Regions from separate parts of the Homo sapiens genome. Here region 1 is linked to region 2. A link is an interaction called in ENCODE POLR2A ChIA-PET data of the cell type or tissue named here. Cell type or tissue: PC-3. All regions are shown on one strand.

What was found. ChIA-PET counts read pairs that join two places held together with the same protein. Peaks named below come from ENCODE experiments on the same cell type or tissue, not always from the same donor. Only the 100,000 strongest peaks of a DNase experiment are listed, where the experiment ranks them.
Region 1: POLR2A ChIA-PET joins it to region 2 with 5 read pairs; 2 of 35 experiments call an interaction of 5 or more read pairs at or near these places.

The regions. Positions count from the first base shown.
Region 1 is chr11:124,284,872-124,287,371 of GRCh38, reverse strand. No RefSeq gene overlaps it. Among named protein-coding and RNA genes, the nearest start is that of OR8D1, 28 kb to the left of the region's middle. In PC-3, no CTCF peak of the experiment used is centred here; DNase peaks (open chromatin) are centred at 1,141 and 1,581; H3K27ac peaks cover 797 bases.
Region 2 is chr11:124,222,039-124,224,538 of GRCh38, reverse strand. The region is part of intron 1 of LOC102724410 (a long non-coding RNA gene); the gene reads left to right. Among named protein-coding and RNA genes, the nearest start is that of OR8G1, 18 kb to the left of the region's middle. In PC-3, no CTCF peak of the experiment used is centred here; no DNase peak of the experiment used is centred here; H3K27me3 peaks cover 1,682 bases.

The sequences.
Region 1 (2,500 bases), 63 kb before region 2:
TCCATGTTTGTGGAGAAGAAACAGTATTGTCAAAATGTCAGTTCTTCCCAATTTGATCTATAAATTCAATGCAACCCCAGTAAAAATTCCAACATGTTAGTTTGTGAATATTTAAAAATTGATTTTTTTTCTTCATTGAGAAGGGATCTCACTCTGTTGCCCAAGCTGGAGGAGAGTGGCACAATCTTGGCTCACTGCAGCCTTGAACTTCTGGGCTCAAGTGATCCTCCCCACTTGGCCTCCCTAATAGCTGGGAATACAGATGTGCACCACCATGCCTGACTACAAACTGATTATTAAAGTTTATGTTGAGAGGTGAAAGATCCAGAATAGCCAACACGATGTTAAGGAAAATAATGAAGTTGAAGGACTGACACTACCTAACTTCAAGGCTTACTTTAAAGCTACAGTCATCAAGACAGTTTGTAATTCATAAAAATAACAGACATATAGATTAACACAACAGAATATATTGTCCAGAAATAGACCCACATAAATATAGCCAACTGATATTTGACAGAAGAACAAAGACAACATAAAATGGCAAAAAGAAAGCCTTTTAAACAAATTGTGCTATAGCTGGTTATTCGCATATAAAAAAACAAAATCTAGACAAAATTCAAACTCTTCACAAAAATTAACCCCAAATGGATTCCAGACCTAAATATATTAAATGCAAAACTATAAAATACCTATAAAAACACAGGAGAAAATCTAGATAACCTTGGATTTAGTGATGGCTTTCTAGAAAAAACATGAAATTCATGATTCATTAAAAAAAGACTTGCTAATCTGCACTTCCTTAAAACTAAAAATTTCAGGTCTGCAAAAGACATTGTCAAGAGAATAAAAATACAAGCCACAGATTGAAAGCAAATATTGGTAAAAGACACATATAATAAATGACTGTTATTATTCAAAATATACAAAGAAGTCTTAAAACTCAATAATATATTTTAAAAAACCCTGATTTTAAAATGGCCCAAATACCTTAGCAGATACCCCACCAAAGAAAATATACAGACAACAAATAGGCATTTGAAAAATGCTCCACATCATACGTCATCAGAGAGATGCAAATAAAAACAACAATGAAATACACTATACATCTACTAGAATGGCAAAAATCCAGAACACTGACAACACCAAATGCTGGGGAGGATATGAGGCAACATGAATGCTCATTCATTGCTTATGGGAATGCAAAATAGTACAGCCAGTTTGGAAGACAGTTTGGCAGCTGCTGACAAAACTAAACATATTCATCATATGATCCAGGAAAAACACTCCTTGGTGTTTACCTAAAGGAGTTGAAAACTTATGTCCACACCAAAACCTGCTAATGTATGTTTATAGAGGCTTTTCCATAATTGCCAAAACTTGGAAGCAATCAAGATGTTCTTCAGCAGATGACTGGATAAATAAATTGTGAGTGTGTGTGTCTTTATGGTAGAACAATTTATATTCTTTTGGGCATATATCCAGTGCTGGGTCAAATGGTAATAACTAAATTGCATTCCCACCAACAGGGTATAAACATTTCCTTTTCTCCACAGTCTTGCCGGCATCTTTTGTTGTCTGACTCTATTGATAGTCATGCTGACTGGTATGAGATAGTATCTCATTGTGGTTTTGATTTGCATTTCTTTCATGATTAGTGATGCTGAACATTTTTTCATGTTCGTTGGTGGCTTAAATGTTTTCTTCTGAGAGGAGTTTGTTCATGTCTTTTGCCTATTTTTAATGGGGTTATTTATTTTTTGCTTGTCAATTTATTTAAATTACCTATAGATTCTGGATATTCAGACTTTGGTGGATGATTAATTTGCAAATTATCTTCTCCCATCCTTTTTCTTTGCGTCCGTGAGTGTCCCACTCATAGTGTCCCACTTGTCTATTTTTGTTTTTGTTGCAATTGCTTTTGGGGACTTAGCCAAACACTCTTTGCCATGGCTGATGTTGAGAAGAGTGTTTTCTAGGTTGTCTTTCAAGATTTTTATACTTTGAGGTTCTACCTTTAAATCTTTTGTCCATTTTGAGTTAATTTTTGTATAATGTATATTGTATATATTGTATATTTTTGAGACACAGCGAGACTCCATCTCAAAAAAAATAAAAAAAAAATCGATTGATTTTGTATTCCATAACTTTACTGAAGTTGTTTATCAGTTCTAGGAGCCTTTTGGGAGATTCTTTAGGATTTTCTAGGTATAGAATCACATCATCAGCAAAGAGATATTTTGACTTCTTCATTTCCTATTTTATGCCTTTTATTTCTTTCTCTTGCCTGATTGCTTTGGCTCAGACTTTCAGTACTATGTTGAATAGGAGTGGTGACAGTAGGCATCTTTGTCCTATTCTAGTGCTCATGGGGAATGGGTTCAGCTTTTGTCCATTCAGTATTATGTTGGCTGTGGGTTTGTCATAGAAGGCTCTTATTATTTAGGTATGTTCTTTCAATGCTGAATATGTTGAGGGTTTTTATTATGAAGAGATGTTG
Region 2 (2,500 bases):
AATATCAAATAGTTGTTTTTTATATAAAATATTTCAGCCATAATTATTATCATTTAAGAATTTTAATTGCTACTCTCTGGGTTGAACATTCCAAAGATTTCAAGTCAACTTTTCTGAGCTGTTTTTCGCACACTTAAAAACTTACAAGGGCTAATGAAAATGATGGAAGCTGGCTGAGCTGCCACTGGGAGAGAGCAGACCTGCATTCAGTACGGTGTCCTTTATTAACGAGCAGAGAAGTTCTGCCAAGGGTAACAGAGGTGCATTATGGCTACATCTTTGGAGGATTTTAATGATAATCAGGCAATTTAGGTTTCTATTAAAAATTATCAGATTTTCAGTATTATTATTAAAATGAAATGGCACCAACAAGATTCATGATACAGATCTACCAGTGGAATTGTCCCACTGCAGCAGTGTTATGGCTCTTGGACCAAATATTACACCTCTGCCTTTGTTGGAGGAAAACAGTGGGAGTAGCGGCTAAATAAAAAATCCTTAATATCAAAGTGCCTGTGTTCATATTCTGATCCTCTCATTTACCAGTTGATAAGTGTGGACAATTAAATTAACATCATCATCTAATTAGCAGATATTTAGCACTCTGAAAATGACAACAATAATTGTTTTCGTTGTTGTTCCACCATCCATCAATTGGAAAATGAGGGATATTTATATACTTCAAAATACAAAAATAGTAAACATGATGTTCACACATTTTCATTAATCTCTTTCCTCTTTCTTTAATTAGGAGTGTGCCAAAGATGGAGTTATAAAATTAGGAAATATATAAATGTAGCCTCTGTTATGCACTAAACAAAAGATTTTGTCATTTGATACATTAATGTAAAATTCCAAATAAGTCATACTTGAATTTTAAATAAAGTAGAAACAGAAAATCTAAAATCTTCTATCTCACACCCATGCAAACAAGAATATTGAAATAAATCTTAAATTTAAGCATAAACAATAAACTATTAAACTTTAGGAAAAAACACTAGAGGAAAATTTCAATATAGTGGAGTAATCCAATTAGATTCCTTAGGACATATATGCACACATGAATTAGCCATATAACATTGATAAATCCTTTTTTATCCTAATTAAAAGCACATCTCCAAAGGTACCATTAAAAAAGCACAAGATTATGTCCATTGCAGGGACATGAATGTATTATCCTTAGCAAACCGACACAGGAACAGAAAACCAAATACCATATGTTCTCACTTCTAAGTGGGAGCTAAATGATTTGAACACATGACCACTTGGACACATAGAGGGGGACAACACACACTGGGGCCTATCAGAGCCAGTGGAAGGTGGGAGGAGGGAAAAGATCAGGAAAAGTAACTCACGGGTACTGGGTTTAATACCTGGGTGATAAAATAATCTGTACAACAAACTCCCCTGACACAGTTTACCTATGTAACAAACCTGCACATATACCTCTAAACTTAAAATAAAAGTTAAAAAAAGAAAATTAAGAGTAAGCCACAAAAAATACGTATATCTGACTATGGCCTTTTATGTAAATATATACAAATAATATCAACATGTCAATGATACAAAGACAATAGACCAAATTAAAATATAAGAAAAGTATTTGTATAGATGATATATGACAGAAGATATGTAAATAGTTGATAAGCACGTAAAAAGATACCAAATTCATTATTCATCAGGAAAATTACATACCACTACACAGCCACATGGAAATGGCTAAAAATTATAAAAGAAAGAAAAAACAAAATAAACAAAAACTTACAGTTCCAAAGTTTGCCAAGGATATGGGATAACTCAAGCTCTCACACATAGCTGGTGAGGAGAGGTGTAAAACCGTACAACTACTTCGGAAAACTGCTTGGCAATATCTTAGAAAGTTAATCATATACTTAGATTATAACCCAACAATTCTGCTATTCAGGGTTTACTCAAGAGAAATGTAAACATGTATCTACACAATGACATGTACAAACATGTACCTGGAAGCCTTGTTACTAACAACTCCAAACTGGAAACAACCCAAATATTCATTCATTTATTCAATAACCATTGAATAAATGAATGAATTGTGGGATTTGCATAGAATAGAACACTACTCATCAATAACAAGGAATAAATCACAGATATATGCAACAATATGGATTAATCTTCAAAACATCATGTTAAGCAAAAAGCCAGACAAAAAAGAGCACATATTGTACAATTCCGTTCATACGAACTTGTAGAACAGCAGAACTAATTTTATGGTGATAGAAATGAGGTCAGTAGCTACTGTAGAATGACTAGAAAGGAGCACGGGAAATCTTCAGGGATGATAAAAATGTTTCAATAAGGAAGTGTTGATTTCACCAGTTTATAGTGTATGCATCTGTCAAAACTCATTTAGGAGTTTTACACTTAAAATGGGTACTTTTATCCTTAATGTAATCTAGATAAAATTACATTTTGATATACTCTTATAAAGTATTAAATATAATAAATTAATAAAATTATTTTC